Regions from separate parts of the Homo sapiens genome. Here region 2 is linked to region 1. The links are chromatin loops, found by intact Hi-C in ENCODE. Cell type or tissue: lower leg skin. All regions are shown on one strand. Each heading gives the region's core, and the rest is flanking DNA. Links, peaks and the distances in the headings are about the cores only. Region 1 holds the start of NDRG4 (NDRG family member 4). Region 2 overlaps SLC38A7 (solute carrier family 38 member 7).

Evidence for each region. Hi-C counts contacts between places; a loop is a spot of excess contacts. Peaks named below come from ENCODE experiments on the same cell type or tissue, not always from the same donor. Only the 100,000 strongest peaks of a DNase experiment are listed, where the experiment ranks them.
Region 2: it touches region 1 in a loop (2.4-fold over the local background); 51 of 110 quality-filtered maps call a loop at or near these places.

The regions. Positions count from the first base shown.
Region 1 is chr16:58,499,002-58,504,364 of GRCh38, reverse strand. It overlaps NDRG4 (NDRG family member 4), which reads right to left and starts at 4,222. Exons shown (of 15, transcript NM_001242835.2): 1 at 4,096-4,222; 2 at 462-567; 3 at 91-211; 4 at 1-6. The coding sequence starts at 4,116. RefSeq lists enhancers at 2,271-2,320, 1,913-2,729, 2,730-3,547, 3,548-4,364 and silencers at 4,244-4,303, 4,314-4,393. In lower leg skin, for the core only: no CTCF peak of the experiment used is centred there; DNase peaks (open chromatin) are centred at 3,164, 3,424, 4,214, 4,531 and 1 weaker place.
Region 2 is chr16:58,662,296-58,667,597 of GRCh38, reverse strand. It overlaps SLC38A7 (solute carrier family 38 member 7), which reads left to right. Exons shown (of 12, transcript NM_018231.3): 12 at 111-2,489. The coding sequence ends at 213. Among named protein-coding and RNA genes, the nearest start is that of SLC38A7, 20 kb to the left of the region's middle. In lower leg skin, for the core only: no CTCF peak of the experiment used is centred there; no DNase peak of the experiment used is centred there.

The DNA.
Region 1 (5,363 bases), core at 145-5,144:
TGGTACCTGCAGGCAGAGCAGGAGGTCAGGGCCCAGGTGTGGCCTCAGGTGCAGAGCTGGAGACAGGCAGAGGGGGCTCAGGGTACCTACCCCTGAGGAAACTGCGACGCCCCCACCTGTTGTCCAGGGGCATCCACGTGACACACCACAAAGTGCTTGGTGATCTCCTGCATGTCCTCGAAGTTGAAGAAGGTGTTGAAGCATAGTTTGTCTGCAAAGACACACTTCCACTATGGCTGAGCAGAGGGGCCGGGGGACTGGAAGGAAGGCCGGGCCCCCAGAGGGCAGGCAAGGCAGAAGTGTAAGCCTCGGGTCCGTCGGGGAAATGGAGGCCCGGAGGGCGAAGGCAACAGAGGTGAGTGTGAGTGGGGCTGACAGGGCCCTGTGGGGAGGGTGGGGGGCCTCACCGCTCTGGCTGATGGGAGGCAGAGGAGGGCTGACTGAGGCTGGGCTGCACTTACGGTTGAGGCCCACATCATGGTAGGTGAGGATGGCTGGGCGGTTCCCCTTGGGGGAGCCCCGGATCACTACATGCAGAAGGCCGTAGGGTGTCTCGATGTCATGTTCCTGAAGGGGAGAGACCGTGCTGGACACTCTGGGCAGCCTCCGCTCTTGGCTCCTCTGGGGAATGAGGTGACGCAGCCTGGTACCTGTTAGGCCTGTGGTAGAGCCCCTACTTGGGGCATCCTGTTCTCATCACCCCAAGAAGCCCCCAGAGAGGACTGAATGGATGGAACACCCCTTCTCAGGGCTGTTCAGTACAGAGACAATGTGAACTGATCTGCATGGGGAAGGTCTGGTCCTCTCTGCAAACCAGCCACTGGTTTGTGCTGTCACTGTCCTCCGCCCTTGAGGGTCCAGGGAGGCTGTTTTTCTCCATCTTGCAGCAGCCCCTCCTGGACAGCTCTGCCTCCCCAGCCCAAGTCCCTCTCACACTCAGAACTCTCAGGCACTTCCTGCTGCTGCAGGGGAACGGCCTCAGTGGTCCTGCCTGGAATCCTCAGAAAACACCCCGTGCCAGCCAAGCCTAGCCCCGACCCCGGCACTGCCCCTGGCTCCCACTCTAAGGCTCTTGCGCATGTGGTTCCTTCCACCTTGAACGCCCTTCTGTGTGAGCCCAGCATCCTCAAGGGCTCCCTTCAGGCAGGCCCGGGTCAGACCCCCCTCCCCATCCCCTCTAGAGGCCTTCTGCAGAGCCTGCTCTGGGATCCTCTTGAGTTCACACCTTTGGTTTTGCTGCTCAAGGTCATTACTTCCTCAGGAAGACCTGGTTCTACCCCTTACTTGTGACTGAGCATGTCATGTTACTTCTCTGCTGTGCCTCAGCCTCTCCATCCAGAACCACCTCACAGGGACTTTGCGGGAACTAGACAAGCCAATGTTTGTGGAGCATTTAGCACTTGGAGAAAGCCCCAGAAAGGGGGCTGTTATGCTAGGGCATCCCTGAGCCTTGGGAGAATGCCCTTCTCGCTGTTCCTTTGCAAACTGGGCATTCTTAGCCACTCGGATGGGCAAACTTCAAGAGGGGCCATCTGAGCTAAATAAACCGATCCTCTCTGCATCATTGTGAGCCCTGGGAACCACGTGAGTGGCCCAGTGAGTTGGAGGTGGGGCTGGGGTCAAGGACATGAAAGAAACATCAAGCGACTGAGCACCTACTGTGTGCCAGGCTTCCTGCATGTTACCCAAGAGACAGGAACCCTAGTCCCTGTTTTGCAGGTGAGGACACTTTGGTTTAGAAAGAACCTGAGTTCCTGCCTCCAAATGGGAAAGGAGATTTAGACAGCAGAAGACAGCTGCTCAGGGGCCAGCATTAGTGGGTCTGGTCTCAGAGGACCACTGTCCAGGCCTGTGTCTCCAGTGTGGAGTGACAAGCTGGCACCAACCTGGTGGCCAAAGGCTCTACCCTGGAGAACACTCTTTGACTTGCAGGCCCTTTTTATTTCCCTGTTGTCCTCCAGGAGAGCCCAGGTAATGAGCCTTAGGGTGAGCCATGCGGCTGATTGCACCACCCAGGGGATGAGGAGGCCACACCAGGGCTGAGAGGGGACAGACCACACAGCCCCTCCCATCCCAGGCCTATCCTTTCTCGGGGCCCATCAAATCCAGGAACACTTCCCCGCCACTGACCACTGACCCACAGTTTTCTCATTTACTTCCCACATAGGCCCAAGCCATAGAGGAGGAAATTGAGGCTAGGAAAGGGAAATGACTTGCCCAAGGTCAATCCCAGAGTAGGGAGGGCAGGCCCTGCCAGGTGCCAGTCTCAGGGGCCAGGGCGGTGCACTGAAGGCTGCATGTTCACAGGAGATCAGGTTCCACCCGAGGGAGCTCCTGACCAGGCAGCCCTTTCACAGCCACCTGTGAGTTCTCTCAGCTCTGGAGGGTGGGGCTGCAAAAGAACTGCAATGCGCCTCCTGCTGCATAAAGGACAGTTATCCTCCTGGGGTCAGACGTCGAGAGCCCAGGGCGGTGCCTTCCAAACCCAGACCCGCAGCGTGCGGGTCCGCCTGAGGGGTGTGAGGGGTGTCTGCTCTCTGCTGCTGAGGAGGCCCCACTGTCTTCTCCCAGCCCTGGTGTGGCCGCCCCTGTCCCCATCCCCCTGAGGTGACGTGATCAGGCTCTACTAGGGCTCATCTCCCAGGATGGGAAGGGCTGGGGCTGGGCCTGGGCGTCACCGGGCTACCTGTCCTACGAAGTCCAGTGACCTTCGCTGAACCCTGCTGCGAACCTCCCTAACGCCTTCTCTCACCCTCTGCGGAGAGCTCAGGACTCAGTTCAGCCTGATCGAAGCCAAACATCCCCGTCCCTTGGAGCGCTGCGCAAGGGCAGCCCCACAAGGGCCACAGCGCGGTGCACTCTGAGGCCCCCAACCCTCAGGGCCGAGCACTCCCATTGGCTCTGGGTGACGTCAGAGCCGGCCCCGCCTCCAGGTAGGCGCAGGCGGGAAGCACTGCGGCAGCAGGGGAGGGGGCTGTGGCGGCTCCTCTCGGTCGGTCCGTCTCCCCTCGCCTGTGACCTTGAGCACTGGAGGGGAGTGGGGCTTTGAGCCGGGCTTTGCGCCGGTGTGGGAGTTGGTGCTGGTGGTGCTGTGGTTCGGCCTGTCAGCCGCATCAATAATTCAGGGGACAGGGTCTGCATGGGCGGGCAGGTGCTGACGTCGTCACCTCCGTGCGTGCGGGGTGACCTATCGTCTGCGGAACCGGCAGGGCAGGCGTGTGGGGCCCGGGGGTGGGGGTGAGTCTGCCCCTGCCTCTCCCTCCTGAGGAAGAATGGGGCCGGGGTACCTGATGCCCCGGCGAGAGGAGGTGCCCTGGGCTCCACCTGGGGTCCCCTAGCCCTGCCAGCTTCACGGCTCCAGCGTTGCCTTCCCCCACCTACAAAATAAGGCAGGCAGGCAACCCCTCCTCGTTCCTCCCCAGCAGGGACCCCTGCCTGAAAGGCTGTCATTCCTGTGTGGCCCAGACCTCCTTGCCTCTGCCCGGCTGGCGCAGCAGAGCCCTGGGAACTGTGAGGTGGCTCCTAAGGAAGAGGCCGCCTGTCCTTCCCATCACACTGGCGCAGCCATCCAAACAAGCTAGACGGCCGCCCACTGGGACGGCAGCCCCTGCACGCACAGACCCGGCACGCACACTGGGCACACAGCCTCGGGGGCTCACCAAGGACACCCCCGCCCCCTGGCCTGATGGCCCCAGGCATCACCAAGGCAGACACCATCCAAGCGCACACCAGAGGGCACACGGTCAGAGGGACATGCAGGCACTAGCGCCCGGGTCCACACGGGCAATGCAGCCAAGTCAGACAGTGCCTTCCACGTTCCATTTCCTGCAGATATGTCACCCACCCCCCAACCACACGCTCCCCCCAGCCCCTGCTATGGGCTCTGACTAGCAGCTGCCCCCAGCCACTCCTGCAAACAGGATCACCAGGGAACCTGGAGCACTCTGGCCGTGTCTCAGTGACCCCAGGGTGAGGCTATTTGAAGGCCGGGCTGCCACCAGATGTGGGTTGAGGGGGGCACTTCCTCCCTGCGGTGGGTCATAAGGATGCACCATCCTCCCGGCCCACCTTGATGCCCGCAGCGCCCTCACTCACCCCATCCCAGCACTCCGGCATCTTGCCGAGGGAGGGAACCCGCCTCTACCAGGAAGGACAAACAAAGGCCTGAGTCACTCGGGTCCAGAGGGCGGGGGCAGCTCGAGTGGGAGATGGTCGGCTCTGTGATGGGGCACAGCTCCTGGGCCATTTATACAGGGATCCTGGCCCAGCCTAGCTAGCCCCTCCTCCCCGCAGGGTTTCTGAGCAGCCACTCGCTTACCAGGAGCCCCAGCTCCCATATTGGCTGCTGGGAGACAAGCCTGGCTCCAATTGGCTTCTGAAGTCCTCCTTGCCCCAGCCCTGTCACTGCTCCTCCCACCCCAGCCACACATCATCCTTGATGGTCCCCAGCCCCTGCATCCGCCCCCAGCACATAGGCACACGCCAACAGCTGCAGCTCACACGGGATCCTCCGAATACAAAAGCCGAGACCACACGTACAGACTCACCCATGTCAGGTACACACAGGGTCGTCACAGACATGCACAGCTTACCAATGCGGGGCAGGGCAGGGTGCATGGGCACTGCCCAGACAGCTAGAGCCCTTGACCCACACCTTGGGGAGTATGGAGGGCCCGAGAGGGCCCCAAGCCCAACATCTTGGGGACCAGACCCCCACGCCCAGCCTTCCCATTAGGAAGGTTCCATCGCTTAACCTTGTGGAGGCCTGGGGAGCTGCTGCTTTCTGGGGCAACTTGGGTTATCACCCTGCTTCAAGGGGCTGCTCCTTCTCCACCCACCAGGGATGAAAATCCCACCTTGCCCACGCAGATACAGGGGGTTTCCCCACATGCTGAAAATGGAGTTTGGGGGCCGGGGGCCAGGGGCCCTGGGCAGATAGCAGGGCCAGGGGTATGGTCAGGCACACACCAGCTCTGCCCTCCCCACCCTCACCCTGCTGCCAGGGGCTCCAGACCACCAGGGAGAGGAAGCGGGGCTAGGAGGCAGCTTGCTGACATTGACATGCCCACCTCCTGTAGACCCACCCGGCCCTCGTTCCCAGAGGCAACCAGTTTGGGGCTTGGCTCTCGGGTCTCTGGGGAGCAGAACACTAGGTCTATCTCAGGCTCCGTGCCCTGTTCTCCTGGGCAGCAAGGATCTGGGTGGCGAGCTCGCCCGAGGCCTGCAGGTGGAGTGAGCAGAGGAGAAGAAAGGCCAAGAAGTGCACAGGAGGAGAGGAAATAGGCCAGAGAGGGAAGCAGAGGAGGGGGCCCAAGGCTGGGAGAGCAGGAGCCACAGAGAGAAGGGGGCTGCTGCGTGCCTAT
Region 2 (5,302 bases), core at 1-5,000, 160 kb before region 1:
TACCAACAGGAGAAGTGCGATAATTACAGTAATTAACAGTTATATATATTGAAGTCTGCAGTCATGGGATGGGATGACTGATCAGACCTCTCTCACCCTCTGTTCTACAGCTGGTGGGTGCTGGTCAGCTACGGAGTCCTCTTGGTCACCCTGGGAGCCTTCATCTTCGGCCAGACCACAGCCAACGCCATCTTTGTGGATCTCTTGGCATAACCACTGCCTCCCAGGGAACACAAGGCCTTTGCCATTGGTCGCAGGAACCCATCTCTTAGAGCTATGGGGCCATTCTTAGTCCACGATCATTCCAACTGGTGGGATGACATCCGGACATCCTCTTCCAGGGACTGGGGCAAACTCAGGCCCCACACCTCTGGACAGCTCAAATCCAGTCCCCTTCCTGCTCCCCAGTCCTGGCAGTGCCGTGGATGGCGGCAGGAAGTCTCACATCATAGAGGACCCCTCCTCCTCTCCCAGTTCTCAACTTCTCCATGCCTGGAATCCACGGGTGAAGAGAGTCGGTAGATCTCATAAGAAAGAATCCAGTCTGACTTCCCTCTGGAGAATGACTATGGACAGAAGGCCACCATCCTCCACAGAGCACCCTGTCCTGAGTAGGGGTTGTGCTCATTACCCCAGGCCAGTGGTAGCTTCCTCAGGAGCCTGGCCACTTCCAACGGTAGCACTGAAGTCATGCAAATGCATAGTCAGGTAGATTCAGACCTTGTCCACACCTTCCTGGGCAACCCCCACCATGAACCTGTCAGCCTCTTTCCCATAGCTAATAGACATTTCCCAGGCCTTGAGGGGCCCCACCCTGTCTCTTTCATCAAACCTGATGGTCCAGGCTGGGCATCCCTCTCCTCCTCCATCCCCAGACATCACCAGGTCTAATGTTTACAAACGGTGCCAGCCCGGCTCTGAAGCCAAGGGCCGTCCCGTGCCACGGTGCTGTGAGTATTCCTCCGTTAGCTTTCCCCATAAGGTTGGGAGTATCTGCTTTTGTGTCTGAGATGGGCCCCTCTTTTCAGAGGCCGCAGGGTGGGTGATGGAGAAGGCTGAGAACCTTTCAGACCCTCTGTGTGGGCTGGGCTGGTCAGAATCAGGGTGTACCTCCCCGACACCTTCTTTTTCAGTGATGTTTTCTCTTCTTCCTGCCTTTCCTCTGCCTCCTCCCCTGCCAGCCCTAGCGTGACTACCCAGAGACAAAAAAAAAAAAAAAAAAAAAAGGCAGGGCTGGGCGCAGTGGCTCACGCCTGTAATCCCAGCACTTTGGGAGGCCAAGGCGGGCAGATGACTTGAGGTCAGGAGTTCGAGACCAGCCTGGCCAACACGGCAAAACCCCATCTCTACTAAAAATACAAAAAATTAACCGGGCATGGTGGCGGGCACCTGTAATCCCAGCTACTTGGGAGGCTGAGGCAGCAGAGCCGCTTAAACCCAGGAGGCAGAGACTGCAATGAGCTGAGATCGTGCCATTGCACTCCAGCTTGGGCAACAAGAGTGAAACTTCATCTCAAAAAAACAGAAACAAACAAAAAGGCAGCTGGGTTGTCACTGATGGGCAGCATTTGAGCCTGCCACACTGGCCTGGAAGTTTCCCTTCCAGTCTGGATTTTGTCTGCTCCTTCCTTCCCCCTCACCCCGTTACCTCTTCACCTCCCATCTCACTTCACTGTGTAGCTCAGTCTCTCCCACGCACATAATTGGGGACAGTGGGGGCTCTCTTACCAGCCTCCTCAGCAACGCACGTCCATCAGGCCTGGCCTCAGTGGCCAGCCACATTGATGTCACACTGGAATTGTTACCCCAGAGAGGGCGAAGAGATAGGCTATCTCCCCACCTCCCACCCTACTCCCCACTATATTCCCGTTTTGACCACCTCAGCCCCTCAGCTGCCCCCTCTCACTTTGGCCAATCCCAGGCACCAATCAGACTTCCTCCTCCACCTGGAGCCCCTAGCATTTCCTTGTCCCCTCTTCCCCAAAACCTCTGTAAAGGGTACGAGAGGGACCCCCTGCCGAGCCGCCCGCCACTCAGGGCAGTCCGATCTAAGAAGCAGAAGCTGGTTGGAGGCTGGCTGGGCCTCTGTCCAGTCCCCAGATGGATAAACTGCCTTTTCTCACATCCCCTCTTGGTGCCTGATCTTCTCTGCCCCCGGGGCCAGACCCACTGTGCTGTTTTCTGTCAGTCTGTGGCACAGCACCAAGCTCTGCCAGCACCAGTCCCTGACAGGGCTAGGAGGACAGCCTGGTCAGCAGGGCTGCAGTCCCCCAGTGCCGTGTTTCGGGGGTCAAGGGATGTAAGTGGAGTCATTGCACAGAGACAGACCAGTCAGGAGAAGGAGCTGGAATCTGGCCTCTTGTCCTAACCTCAGGAGCCCCCTCCCATCCTCTCCCCACCCTCCCTATCGGGGTACTTCACTGTTTCTTTTCTACTTGTGTATACTCGAGAAAGGGAAGATGGTTAATAAAAGGGATTTGTGCTGCTGAGCCGTGTCCCCTGTGTCTGATCCTGGGGACAGAGTCCAGGCCACTGCCAGGAGGAAGAAGGGCTGGGGTAGGAGGTGTAGATGGCATGTCACTGTCTCTGACCCCTATCTCCGGAATGGCACCGCCATGCTCCCTCTACCAAGCAGGGACCTGCAAGTGGCTCTTGCCACCCCTGCTTTCTTCCACATTCTACCTATCCTTCTCCAGTGACTTAGGAATGTATCGCAGTCTCCAATCCTGCGACCTCTGCCTTCACTTAAGCCCTCACTGTCTTTCCTGTGCCTTTGTGGTCTCAGACTGTCCCCCTGACTTCAGATCTTGGCAAGAGCTTTAAACTCCTGAGTATCCACCCCCATCTTTTCAGAGGCGAGCGTTGAGCAGGTCCCAGCTGTCTTGGTTATGGAGCCACCAGTCACCACGCTCAGTGCTGGCAAGAAAACCAGCAAAGGCCAGGTGTAGTGGCTCACGTCTGTAATCCCAGCACTTTGGGAGAACAGGGTGGGCAGATCACCTGAGGTCAGAAGTGCGAGACAAGTCTGGCCAACATGCTGAAACCCTGTCTCTACTAAAAATACAAAAATTAGCTGGGCATGGCGGCGCATGCCTGTAATCCTAGCTACTTGGGAGACTAAGACAGGATAATTGCTTGAACCCAGGAGGCAGAGGTTACAGTGAGCCGAGATCACGCCATTGCACTCCAGCCTGGGCAACAAGAGTGAAACTCTATCTTAAAAAAAAAAAAAAAAAAAAAAAAAACCAGCAAAACAGACTCCAGTACTGCTCTCAGCCTAGTTGTGGGAAGACTGATGCTAAGCAAGCAATGACACAAATATACACTTCCAAATTGTGGTTAAGTGCCAAGGAAGGAAAATACAGTGTGTTAGTCTGGGGGCTGGAAAGTTGTCTGGGGAGTCAAGGAAGACTTCCTGGAGGAAGTGATGTTTGAGCTGGCCTGTGACTGATGAGTAGGAATTAGTAAAGAGAGGTGGGGAGACTTTGCCAAGCAATGGAAACTGCATGTGCGAAGGCCTTGAGCTGGGAGGAACATGACTTCAGGAACTGAAAAGTGGCCAAGGTAGCCAGACATTGACTGTGTGTTGGGAGGTTCTTAAATGACTCCCTCTTGCCTTTAGGGTCAAGTCTAACCAACTCATCTCTCACCACACTTCCCCTCTCCGCTCCAGCCACACTCAAGTGAAGGTCAGGCTCCAACTCCTAGTAAAAGTGGGGGACTGACCCTGCAAGGAAGAAATACTTCAGAAAGGCTCGAAGGGTAGGGTGGCTTTGGGCTTTGGGCCTGACTAGGGAGCGAATAACGAGGTTGAGTTTAACCGTCTCTCAACAGAAGGAAGGAAAGGATGCGTCTACGCCACAGGCGTACTCCAGTGCAAACAGCCAAGTTCATCCATTCATACACTTCACTCAAGACATCCTCATCCTGGTGTGACGGGTGGATAATGAGAAATTACTTAATGGATACAATGTACATTATTTCAGTGATGGATACACTAAAATCCCAGACTTCACCATATGCAATATAGCCACGTAACAAAATGGTATGTGTACCCCTAAAATGTATACAATTTTTTTTTTTTTTGAGACAGAGTTTCCCTCTTGTCACCCATGCTGGAGTGGTCTTATTGCCCAGGCTGGAGTGCAATGGCGCAATCTCAGCTCACTGCAACCTCCACCTCCTGGGTTCAAGCGATTCTCCTACCTCAGCCTCCCAAATAGCTGGGATTACAGGCACCCACCACCATGCCCGGCTAATTTTTGTATTTTTAGTAGAGATGGGGTTTCACCATGTTGGTCAGGCTGGTCTCAAACTCCTGACTTCAGGTGATCCACCTGCCTCGGCCTCCCAAAATGCTGGGATTACACGTGTGAGCCACTGTGCCCAGCCTACAGATTTTTGAAAAAAGACATCCCCATCCTAATGTCCCAAATACTTGTAAGCACTTGGTTAATGTCCATCTCTCCCATTAGATTGTAAGCTCTATGAGAGCAGGCTTATGTCTTCTTTACCCACCAGGCGCCTCCACCGGTGCCTGGCACAAGCGCTCAGTAGTTACTGAAAGAATGAATGAATGAATAGCAGCGTTTGTTGAGTTCTTATATTGTGCTGACACTTTACTTGCACAATCGTGGTCTTTACATTTCTATGAAGAAGCAAAAGCTAAGAGAAGTTAAATATTTTGCCCATGGTCCCACAGGTTGTAAGACTGGAGGCAGACAGTGCTTTTAACTTGCATAAATAGACAAGTGAGCAGGCCAGGTGCAGTGGCTCAGGTCTGTAATTGCAGCGCTTTGGGAGGTGGATTGCATAAGGCCAGGAGTTCAAGGCCAGCCAACATAGTAAGACCCATCTCTGAAAAAAAAAATATGAAAAAAGCTGGGCACAGTGGCTCACACCTATAATCCCAGCACTTTGGGAGGCTGAGGCGGGCAGATCACTTGAGGTTAGAAGTTCAAGACCAGCCTGGCCAACATGGTGAAACCCTGTCTCTACTAAAAATACAAAAATTAGGCGTGGTGGTGGGCGCCTGTAATCGCAGCTACTCAGGAGACTAAGGCAGGAGAATCACTTGAACCGAGGAGGCAGAGAGGTTGCAGTGAGCCAAGATTGTGCTACTGCACTCCAGCTTCAGCAACAGCAAGACTCAGCCTCAAAAAAAACAAAAACATATATATATAGTGCTTACCTGTAGTCCTAGCTACTCAGGAGGCTGAGGCAGGAGAATCACTTGAACCTAGGAGTTTTAAGGTTACAGTGAGCTGTGATTGTGCCACTGCACTCCAGCCTGGATGACACT